2 separate regions of the Homo sapiens genome follow, and region 1 is linked to region 2. Evidence: chromatin contacts called from ENCODE Hi-C or POLR2A ChIA-PET data. All regions are on one chromosome and are shown on one strand. The core of a region is the stretch at or near the end of the contact, and the rest is flanking DNA. Distances in the headings are between cores, read along the strand shown.

Region 1 (5,796 bases), core at 2,632-5,131, 250 kb before region 2:
TTCAAATATGTTTTAAAACTTTATTTGAAATACAAAGTCAAAATTTAAAGGACAATGGCCAGGTGAGGTGGCTCTTGGCTGTAATCCCAGCACTTTGGGAGGTCGAGGCAGGTGGATCACCCGAGATCAGGAGTTCAAGACCAGCCTGGCCAACATGGCAAAACCCTGTCTCTACTAAAAAAATACAAAAATTAGCTGAGTGTGGTGATACGCGCCTGTAATCCCAGTTCCTCGGGAGGATGAGGCACAAGAATCGCTTGAACCTGGCCAAGATCGGGCCACTGCACGCCAGGCTGGGCAACAGAATGAGACTTTCTCAAAAAAAAAAAATTAAAGGACAAAGTGGAATGAATATTTATAACACCCACGGTGTACAACGAGCCAATTTCCTCAATATATAAAGAGCTCTTACCACAATGAATAAGAAAAAGATGAATAATCCAATAGAAAAATGAGCAAAGGATTCTACCGAAAAAGTTCACAGAAAAGAACATACAAATGGCTTTTAAACACATGTAAAGATGCTCATCTTCACTCATAATTAGATAATCCAAAATAGCTACAATGAAATACCATTTTCACCTATGAAACTGGCAAATGTAAAAAATCTGTAATACTCTGGGTTGGTAAAATTAAAGCGGAAACAGCCTTCTTATATGTACATTATTGACAGGCAGATGTGCAAACTGGTACAACCTCTTACGAGAGCAAATTGGCAATATTTTTGAGAACTAAATATGCATATTCCCTTTGACCCAGAAATTACACTTTTAGAAATTTATCCTGCAAGAATACTCATACATGCACAATGGCATACCTACAAAGTGACTTTTTATAACAGCAAAAGCTGAGGAGAAAATGTCCGTTGACAGGTTAACTTCAAAACCGAAAACTAAAACTGTGAAGGAAAAAAAGAGGCACTTCATTCCACATTCACTCATATGGAATGAATTTTAAGATGCAAAGCAAAACGGTGGCTCATGTCTGTAAGCCCAACACTTAGGGAGGCCAAGGCGGGCAGATAACCTAAGGTCAGGAGTTCAAGACCAGCCTGGCCAACATGGTGAAACCCTGTCTCTACTAAAAATACAAAAATTAGCCAGGCCTGATGGCGGATTGCCTGTAGTCCCATCTACTTGGGAGGCTGAGGCGGGACAATCGCTTGAACCCTGGAGGTGGAGGTTGTAATGAGCCGAGATCACACCACTGCACTCCAGCCTGGGCAACAGAGCAAGACTCCATCTCAAAAAACAACAACAAAAAGATGTAAAGCAAAATGTACAGTGTGCAACCACTTCTAAACAAATCAAAGTAATTTGTATTTACATGCACAGAATATCTCCGGAAAGAGACACAATCATGATAGCAGTTCCATGTGGGGAAAATAACTGAATAGCTAGAGAAAGAAGACTAAGGATATAGACTTTTTTTCAGTGTTATATACTTGCATAGTCTCTGAATTATGTATCACGTCTGTGTATTACCTATTTCTAAGAAAAAAATGTTTTAAATTTAAAAATTTTAAATTAAGACCAAATCTATCTAAAAAACATTCCTATGGGGATTCTCAAATTTTTAAGGAAAACCCCAAAAGTCAAGCCATTGTCAAACACTACCTTTTTAAACTATCAATTATGAAAAGGTATTGCCCAAACTAATGACATAGCATGTCTTCAGGGAAGAAACACATTTTTGTGCAGCAGTGTGATCGTAGCTCACTGCAGCCTCGAACTCTTGGGCTCAAGTGATCCTTCCACCTCAGCCTCCCGAGTAGCTGGAACTACAGGTGTGTGCCACCACGTTTGGCTTTTTTTTATTTCTTATATTTTGTAGAGACAGGGTCTTAATATGTTGCCCAGGCTGGTCATGAACTCCTGGCCTGATGCTATCCTCCCTCCTCGGCCTCCGTAAGTGTTGGGATTACTGGTGTGAATCACAGGGCCCAGCCCAAAAAAACATTTTGTTATAATAGTCATTTAAATAAAAGACAAATTTTGTTTACTTTTAGCTGTTTTAAAGGTCATCTGAGATGTATGTTACTTACAGTAAAATGACCTGCTGATTAATGCCTACTGCATGCATATCTGTGAGACTTTTTCTATTTAAATGTTATCTTTTTCCTATTTTTAATGATTGTAAGTTTTTTTTCTCTTCTTTTCAACTTTTCCTTTTCTAATTTTGCCCCCACTCCCTCTTGTATTCCTCAATTCATTCTGTTTTTAGGATCACCAGTTAATTCTATTTGAGAAAATATTTTTAGTTTCTTATGTTGCTCATCAATAATCCCAAGCAATAGTCTGACACTTTTTAACCTTATGAATAAATACCTATCAGAGTAATACTATTTCCTTCTGCTGCAGAAACCTCACAGTTCTTAGAGCCCAGTGTGTCTAAATCCCCAAACAGCTGCCCCAACAGAAGCCAAGCCCTAGGCTGGCAGCTGCCTCTCCAATATTCCTTCTGCTTTTTGTTATGATTTCCAATGAGTCAACAGGAAGGTATTCTGAGTAAAGAAGAAATAGAGCTTTTAGACAGGCCTCTCCTCCTCCCACAACCCCAAAAATACAGTTCTTGCCAAATGATCCAAAGCAATTTCCAATCCAATTTGCCACTCCTGTCTGTATGAGGTAACTCTTTAACAAACAAGAAAGTGGTAGGAAGGAACACCTTTCTAAGCTGAATTCAAAGCAGATACCAGGTTATGAAGAAGGGAAGCAATTAGGAAGGGTCCAACAAGCTAGTTAGACACAAAAATACATAAGACAACTGGAGACTTTCCCTCAGGTGGCAGGTGGAAGAGACTCCAAAATAAGTGGCAGGAAATTGATGGAGTTCCCTCACTGACTTGAAAACTACACAAGTTACTTAATGTCTCTGGGCACCAGTTAAAGAGGTTAGACTTAAATGTTGCCACTTCAGCATCTGCAGAAGTTAAGAGCACCAGCTTTGGTGTCACAAACCTGGGCTTGAATTCCAATATATGACCTTGGGAAAAGTGTTATCAACTCTATTTTTTTCCCTCTTTAAAATAAAAATAATGCCTATCTCACAATAATGTAATATGTAAATTTCATCATCATTCTGCTTAATTAACAGTAGTTACTACTGTTGTCATTATTTTTAGAACCAGAAGTATAGCAGCAGCAGACTAACATGGCAGTTAAGAGAAAGGACTTCAGAGTTCTTGCCAAACCTGAAATCTGGATCAACCACTTATTAGATGAATGAGTTAACCTCTCTGAGCTTTGCTTTCTTATCTGTTAAATGTAGATAATAAGCACCTCACAGGGCTTCAAGAATAGCTAATTAGATAAAGCATATAAAGTGCTTAGCACAGTGCCTTGCATGTAGAAAGTATGCAATAAACGGTACTAATCATGACAATGAGGAAGAGGGGGAGAGGCAAGGGGAATACACTGACTTTGGGACAGACAGAAAATATTTTAGATTATGACTGCCTTGCAAATTGCAGGTTTTTGGTTTTTTGTTTTGGGGGATTATTTTGGCTTTCCTTTAGCTGCCTTAAAGTACTGAGGTTTCTAGAATAAAATGCCTTATTGAAATAACTAATTCTTCCCAACATACAACTATTTTTTTAAAAAATTTTAACCCAACATTCAAACTTCAGCAAGTAAACTCTTACTCTTCAAAATAAACCATTAACCAGATCTTTCTTAAACATTAATATGTTTAAGATTTTTTTAATTCACGCACTGTCAAACCACAGAGATCAATCAGATTGCTAGGAGACTTCAGGAGAAAAATTAAGGAGCAGAGCCCTGATTTGATCCGGTAGGCCACAGGCCCTCCAGGTTCCACTGGCACTTCACTCGGCTAACTCAACGATATGGTCTCTAGGCAACCAAGTCCTGAGTTAAGCAAACAACCACAGTAATATGAATCACTTCCGGATGTTCTCACTTTGCCTACCAGCGCTTTCTTACACAAATACTTCTTGTCAAGGGGTTTATTTAGCACCAGCTAGAAACAACCAAGAGTCCATCAGATACCACAAGGCTTAAAAATGTCCAAAACAGGTTCCACTACCAACTGGTATCCCCAGATGTGACACTGTGAAGCAGAAGGAATTGTACAGCAATCAGAGGCAGGTCACCACACTAAGCCGGAAAATGAAATTCCTAGAACATGCCAACTTGGGTCCTCAAATGTATTTTTACTATTTTGTCATTAGGGACATTAAAATATATAAAAACAGTTGCTCTGACCTGTAAGACCAGAAGAAATACATGCCAAATGAGGTCAAACTAACGGGCCACACTTAGCCCAGCCAGATTTTTTCCCCAACCTTGACTGGTGGACAATCCATACACTCAGCTGCCCGATTAACACTGGTTTTTCATGGCCACATCTATTTCAACACCTACGGATTATAAAGGGAAGTGGTAAACTATGTAACCCAACTATCTTGGCTACCTGCTCCTTTTTTTCACCTTGAAAGGATCTTTTGTGCCACACTCTTCTTCATGAACTAAAAAGAGATCATTTAAGCTATTAACAAGAATGGAGACGGAAAAGGAATTAATTAAAAATATAAACTACAATAGGACAAAGCAACTACCATTAACAGAACCAAGGAAAAAATATCAAGACTGTAGAAAATCAAGTCAGTGCAACAAAAGATGTATGTGAGACACATACCTAGAACGCTTATTTAACGTAAACAAAATGAAGAAGAGCCATAAAATAGACTACACAGATCTAACTAATCACCACAGGCATAATGGACAATTTCCTAAAGCTAAAATAAACAAACAAGAGACATTATAAACCAAGAAGAGTCTCCACATTGCAGGCAAAATTGCTAAGCCAATAGCAACCCTAACATGTTAACTGGGGAAATGTTTATACCTCAAGGAACAACAATTCTACAAATTTCAAGTCACGAAAAAAGGAAAAAAAAATCAAGTTACTTGTCATAGAGTTAAAATTAAGCTAGCTTCAGATGTTGTTTCTCAATGATAAGAAGTATAACAAAGTCATATATATTTTTCTCAAAAAAATGAAATATGGTTCACCATAATTTAAAAGTCCAGAACTAGAAATATATATATACATAATATTTGACAAAACAGACATGAATTGCTAATAGGTAATAAACAGCTGGTTTTTAAAGGATATTAGAGGCCTGTAATTCCATCACTTTGGGAGGCTGAGGCAGGAGGATCACCTAAGGCCAGAAGTTCGGGATAAGTTCCCCTTACAATCAACATTACAAGACCCCATCTCTACAAATATATAAAAAGTAAGCCAATCGATTATTAAACTGAAAATTTTGGCAAGGTTTTAGAGAAATTAAACTATCTAGACTTCGAGTTGATAGAAGAAATTACAAATCGAAAGACTGACATTTAAACTCAATAAAATTTAAAACTACAATGAAGAAAACAAATACAATGAAACATCAAGGGAAAATGTTTGTAGCAAATACGAGAGAAAGTCAAGTCCATGTTATAAAAGAGCTCACAAAAGTTAACATCATGACCCTAGAAGCCAGGCACATAACAAAAACAGAAAATTTGCATAAGAAAATAATACTGATAAACAAATATGTAAGAAAATGTTTAAACTCTCCAGCAATCAAAGCAATAGAACTTTAAACAGGAATAAACCTAAATAAATTATGAACATTAGATGGCCACTGAAAATAGTAAATTAAGACAATACAGGCCAGGTGTGGCTGCTCACGCCTGTATCCCAGCACTTTAGCGAAGGATAGCCTGAGCCCCAGGAGATGAAGACCAGCCTGGCAACATAGAGAAACCCCATCTCTACAAA
Region 2 (6,421 bases), core at 3,815-6,314:
TTCCGTTGGGCCTGTCCAGTCGTTACTTGTAATTTTTCAAAACACAAACAGAAGGCCAGTTGATTCATTTACAGTGGAAAATGCAATTGGCACACAATTTGGAAATATTCAAAGGACGTACAAAGCTGTTCAGTGAATAAGAAACTCAACTAAAGACAATCAGATGGACCAAATAGCTAAAGACATCAGGTCAAGAAAGCCCAAGGCAGCCATGTTACCATGCCGAGTTCCAACTCCTTAGCATCATTCATCCTTACATCTGGATTTCATCAGGACTTTTAAACACTCAGGATGCAGCCCCCTCCCATGGCCACGAGGACTGAATATAGCCCTGGGCAGTTGCCCACCCACTGCCTCCGGAATGGCTCATCACCAATTCTCTGGGAGAGATTCTGCTGTCAGCGATGATCTCAGCTTTTGGACTTGTACCTGTTTGGATTTGGCTAGTCACTGGATGACCCATTTAGATTCTGTAATCTGGCTTCTGAACAGAACAACTAGGGCCAGGTAGGGTAGTTCACACCTGTAATCCCAGCGCTCTGGGGGGCCAAGGCAGGAGGATCACTTGAGATCAGGAGATTGAGGCCTAGGCAACATGGCGAGACCCTGTCTCTACAAAACAAAAACAAAAACAAAAACAAAAACAAAAACAAACTAACCAGGCATAATGGTACATGCCTGTAATCCCTGTGGATTAGCAGGCCAAGGTGGGAGAATTATTTGAGCCCAGGCATTCAAGACCAGCCTGGGCACACAGTGAGACTCCATCTCTAAAAAAAATTTAAAAATTAGTCAGGTGTGGCCAGGCATGGTGGCTCACGCCTATAATCCCAGCACTTTGGGAGGCTGAGGCAGGCGGATCACGAGATCAGGAGATCAAGACCATCCTGGCTAACATGGTGAAACCCCGTCTCTACTAAAAATACAAAAAAATTAGCTGGGCGTGGTGGCGGGTGCCTGTAGTCCCAGCTACTTGAGAGGCTGAGGTAGGAGAGTGGTGTGAACCTGGGAGGCGGAGGTTGCAGTGAGCCGAGACTGCGCCACTGCACTCCAGCCTGGGGGACAGAGCGAGACTCCCTCTCAAAAAAAAAAAAAAATTAGTCAGGTGTGATGGTGCCTGTAGTCCCAGCTACTCAGGAGGGTGAAGTGGGAGGATCCCTTGAACCCAGAGGCTGAGGCTGAAGTGATCAGTTACCATGCCACTGCACTCCAACCTGGGCAACAAGGCGAACAGAGCCTTTTGACATGGACTTAGAGACCTGCCTCACCTTGGCATCAGTCCACTGATTTGGGGGCTGTCATTTGACCTGACCGTTCTAGTGTCTACTCCATATTTCTCCATCTTGGCTGCAAACAATAATAAGTCTGTTAGGAGACCTGCTGAATCTAGGATCTCTGTGCCTCACATCACGAGCTGAGGTTGGTCTGGGGCTGCAGTTGATGACCCATTCCAGCTCCCATGAATTGTCACATCCTTTTCTACGGGGTCCTGAGTCACCCTTTAATCTTGCTTAGCCCTCTGCCCCAATGTTTGAAGTTTCTGTTGCCTTCCTTTCAGGAAAGGGAATGGCGTTTTGACCCTCTCCAATCTTTCAGCGCATCTTCCATTGTCGTTTTTCAAAGACCAGTGGCAGGGACTCAGCATCCCGTTTCTCAGTAGCCTGGGATAGAACTAGTCTGGGCCAAAGGACCTAAACTTTTTTTGAGTAGCCAGGCACTTGTTTACAAACTCTTCGGCCTATCTTGGACCAGCTAAGAGCTACCTCCCTCCCTGGCAAAGCTCATGCACACAGTTCCCTCCCAGGTCTGAAAGGCAGAGACTGCCCCGCCCCCACCACACTGGCCACAGGTCCCACCTTCCATTTCAGCCTCTGCCAGAAATCCCCCTGCCCCATCCGCTGTCTGTCCCCTGCAGCTACTAGCAGCAGGCCTGCCCTTTCTGAACAGAACCAAAAGTTCCTTTCAATTGTCTTCTCTGGCAGCATTCTATTACAGTTGTTTATTTCCTCCATTACAAAAAGTAGCACAAGCTCATGAAAGAAAATGTAGAAAATCCAGCTAGGTAGCAAGACAAAGGAAGGAAAAACAACTTCCTGCCCCATTACCTAAGATCAAGCACGGTTAACATTTCAGTACCAGTACCGTAGGGAGGCTATCCTAACAGGCTCCTGTGTCTTTTTTTTTTGTTTTGTTTTTTTTGAGACAGAGTCTTGCTCTTGCCGCCCAGGTTGGAGTGCAATGGCACAATCTCGGCTCACTGCAACCTCCGCCTCCTGGGTTCAAGCGCTTCTCCTGCCTCAGCCTCTGGAGTAGCTGGGATTACAGGTGTCCACCACCACGCCCGGCTAATTTTTGTATTTTTAGTAGAGATGGGGTTTTGCCATTTTGGCCAGGTTGGTCTCAAACTCCTGACCTTGTGATCCACCCCCCTCAGCCTCCCAAAGTGCTGGGATTACAGACATGAGCCACCGTGCCTGGCCAGGTCTCCTGTATCTTTACATGCCTTCTTTTAAAATTTCCTTTTAGGCCGGGCGCGGTGAGACTCTGTCTCAAAAAAAAAAAAAAAAAAATTCTTTTAAATCTGAGCTCTAATTATGAACATTTTGTATACCCTTTGACAAAACAATTCCACTTCTGCAGAATCCCTGTGACTGTGCCCAAAGATTTGATCCACCAGCAACCCCGGCACAAGGGGCCTGTTCTCCAGAGCACCAGCAGGAACAGGTGTAGCTGGAGGGCAAGGATGTTACTGGAAGCAGTTTGGACAAACCCAAAAAAGGTCCCTCACTATCACAGCAGTGTTCTTTGGGGAAGAAGGTAGAAATGAGGAATGAAGGGTATATTTTCACTTTTACTTTATACACTTAAAAAAAAAAAAAAAAACAGGGCCAGGTGCGGTGGCTCATGCTTGTAATCCCAGCACATTGGGAGGCCGAGGTGTGAGGCTTGCTTGAGCTCAGGAGCTCAAGACCAGCCTGGGAAACATAGTGAGACTCTGTCTCTACAAAAAAATTTTAAAAATTAGCTAGGCATGGTGCATGGTGGTGCACACCTGTAGTCCAGGTACTTGGAGGCTGAGGCCAAAGAATTGTCTGAGCCCAGGAGCTTAAGGCTTCCATGAGCTGTGACTGTGCCACTGCACTCCAGTCTGGGTGGCAGAGTAGGTCTTGTCTCAAAACAAAAATAATCAAAATAAATAAATATAAATAAAAACAAAAAAACAAGATTTTTGCAGAGATTCTTGTCTTAGTTTTTCCATTTCTGATGTTCCCATATTTTCTACAGGGAGCATATGTTGCTTTTGTAATCACAGAAGTGTAAGATAGTGGTATGGACTGAATTATGTTCACCAAGAAGTTCTAGCTTCATATGTATTTGTAGGTAAAGTCTTTAAAGAGGTAATTAAGTTAAAATGAGGTCCTTAGGGTGGGCCCTAATCCAGTAGGATGGCTGTCCTTATAAGAAGAGAAGATTAGGCAGGGCCAGGCACGGTGGCTCATGCCTGTAATCCCAGGACTTTGGGAGGCTGAGGCGGGCGGATCACTTGAGATCAGGAGTTGAGACCAGACTGACCACCTGGTGAAACCCCGTCTCTATTAAAAATTCAAAATTAGCCGGGTGTAGTGGTGCATGCCTGTAATCCCAGCTACTTGGGAGACTAAGGGAGGAGAATCGCTTGAACCCGGGAGGCAGAGGTTGCAGTGCGCCGAGATCACGCCATTACACTCCAGCCTGGGCAACAAGAGCAAAACTCTGCCTCAAAAAAATAAAAGGGAAGAGAAGATTAGGACACAGACATGCAAGAGGGAAAAATGTGAGGACACAAGGAGAAAATGGCCATCTGCAAGCCAAAGAGAGACACCTCAGAATAAATCAGCTCTGCAGACACCTTGATTGTGAACTTCTGGACTCTAGAATTGTAAGAAGCTAAATGTCTACGGTTTAAGCCACCCAGTCTGTGGAACTTTTGTTATGGCAGCCTACCAAATTTGTTTGCAAATTACATTGCAAACAAATGCAATGGTCAGGAGTTTGGGACCAGCCTGGCCAACATGGTGAAACGCCCGCCTCGGCCTCCCAAAGTGCTGGGATTATAGGCACGAGCCACCGCGCCCGGCTGTCGGTCACTTTTTGGTGCGTGGCTAGAATTTGAGCTTCAGTCTGTGAGTCAGGGACCAAGCAGAGGATCCCACAAAGCAAAGAGTGAGGTGTCTCTCCTGCAAGCTGCCACCACCGCAGTCACACCAACAGGCTCAGAAAGCCCTGAGAGCAGTTCTCAGTGAGGAGTGGTGCCCAATAGAAAGCCTATATCCCCTGTTGGTGACAGTGGGGAAGAGAAAGGCCGGAGTCAGGGAAGTGGTGGCTCTTGGCCAGAAGAATATTCCAAAGAGCAGACGGCAGAACGTTCCATTTGGTGGCCCCTTGGGGCCCACCATATACCCAGGTGTTCTGACCCTGTTGTGGGTTCCAGACCCCTTTGGAAATCCAATGAGAATAAGGAACCACCCCCTAGAAAGACACAAACACACACACACACACACACACACACACATAGATTTGGACACTAATTCAGGGAGTTTGTGTCCTCCTTGAGCCAACATTCAGGTTCTCTAATTTCAAACCTCTGCTCTACTGAGAACCATAAAAAAGCAGTTTATGGAACTGTTCGACCTGGCTCCTGCCAGTGCAAAAACTGTTCACTGAGCAGAAGACGAGATGGGACTGAAAGGTAAACAGTCAGATGTAAACAAAGAGAAAGCCAGGAACCTTTACACAAACATTCCCGCAAAGCAGGAGGCTGCAGGCTCCATGTGGCTCTGAACACAGCTTTTCTGATAGCAGAGACTGAATTGGGCACAGAACATCTGCTTTGCGTAATGTGCTCTTTGCAGAGGCAGGCAACAGAACCTGTGGCCCCAGAAATGTTTCCCCTTGAGCTGAAGCTTATCAGAGAACAGAAAGATAGGTGGAACCACGTTCCAGTGTAGATGAAACTGACCAATATGATAAGAAAATGAAACTGTGAACATGTATGAGTAAGCCCCAGGGTTTTGTGTGGCCATCTTCAGGGACTCTTGTAGGCAGTGACGACATGGTAGGCTTGGGAAGCTCTCTGGGCTCACTCCTACATTCTCTGAACACTAGACTGTAAGTAGTAGAGAAGTAAGGGCTCTTGCCTATATATTGGATTATTGTTTTCTTTCTTTCTTTCTTCCCTCCTTCCTTCCTTCCTTCCTCTCTCTCTCTTTCTTTCTTTCTTTCTTTTTGAGATAGAGTCTTGCTCTGTCACCCAGGCTGGAGTGCAGTGGCGCAATCTTGGCTTGCTGCAACCTCCGCCTCCAGGGTTCAAGCAGATTCTCCTGCTTCAGCCTCCCAAGTAGCTGAGACTACAGGCACGCACCACCACACCTGGCTAATTTTTGTATTTTTAGTAGAGATGGGGTTTCACCATGTTGGCCAGGCTGGTCTTGAACTCCTGACCTCAAGTGGTCTGCCTGCCTCGGCCTCCCAAAGTGCCGGGATTACAGGTGTGAGCCACTGCACCCAGCTGCAAGCAGCTTTTTGATGACCTCCTATGGGAGATGAGATTTGTGAAGCTGACAGCATAGCACAGTTGTTAGGACACCAGACTGTGGACCCTCAGTTGGCTGACCTTGGTGGCTCAGATTCCAGCTCAGCCCTTTTCTTTCTGGGTAGCAATGGGCAAAGTGCTGAAGCACTTTCTGTGTAAATTTTCTCATCTGTAAAATGAGGATAACAAAAGCACAGTTGTGAGGACTAACACAGCTAAAGCACTTAGACAGCTGCATCTAATAGTGTAGCCATCAGCCACAGTACCTACTGAGCACTTGAAATGTGGCTTGTCTATCCCAGCTACTTGGGAGGCTGAGGCAAGGAGAATTGCTTGAACCTGGGAGGCGGAGGTTGCAGTGAGCTGAGATCGTAACAATGCGAGACTCCATCTCAAAAAAAAAAAAGAAAAAGTAAAACAAAAAGAAAACGTGGTTTGTCTAAACTGAGATGTACCCTGCGTGGTGCTCGCGCCTGTAATCCCAACACTTTGGGAGGCTGAGTCGGGAGGCCAGGCACAGTGGCTCACACCTGTAATCCCAACAGTTTGAGAAGCTGAGGCGGGAGGATCGCTTGAGCCCAGGAGTTTGTGACCAGCCTGGACAACATGGTGAGACCCTGTCTCTACAAAAAAAAAAAAAAAAATTTAAAAATTAGCCTGGTGTGGTGGCATGTGCCTGTAGTCTCAGCTACTCGGGAGGCTGAGGAAGGAGGACTGCTTGAGTTTAGAAGGTCAAAGCTGCAGTGAGCCATGATTGTGCCACTGCACTCCAGCCAGGGTGACAGAGTGAGACCCTGTCTCAAAAAAACAAAACAAACAAAAAAACCCTGAAATGTGATGTATGCATAA

Evidence for each region. Hi-C counts contacts between places; a loop is a spot of excess contacts on that map. ChIA-PET counts read pairs that join two places held with the same protein, here RNA polymerase II (POLR2A). Pooled maps may share reads with other maps.
Region 1: a pooled map shows a loop between it and region 2 (2.5-fold over the local background). The contact joins two enhancer-like sites. A Hi-C loop is called at or near these places in 2 of 50 pooled maps. POLR2A ChIA-PET finds 5 or more read pairs at or near these places in 3 of 52 experiments (H1, WTC11 and activated T-cell).

What each region holds. Positions count from the first base shown.
Region 1 is chr15:90,399,141-90,404,936 of GRCh38, reverse strand. All of the region lies in intron 2 of IQGAP1 (IQ motif containing GTPase activating protein 1), which reads right to left. Among named protein-coding and RNA genes, the nearest start is that of IQGAP1, 14 kb to the right of the region's middle. Within about 2 kb of position 3,881, at least 35 of the 41 ENCODE cell types and tissues checked have a DNase peak (open chromatin) inside an H3K27ac peak, as active enhancers do.
Region 2 is chr15:90,147,859-90,154,279 of GRCh38, reverse strand. No RefSeq gene overlaps it. Among named protein-coding and RNA genes, the nearest start is that of IDH2, 49 kb to the right of the region's middle. RefSeq lists an enhancer at 4,882-5,091. Within about 2 kb of position 5,064, at least 5 of the 41 ENCODE cell types and tissues checked have a DNase peak (open chromatin) inside an H3K27ac peak, as active enhancers do.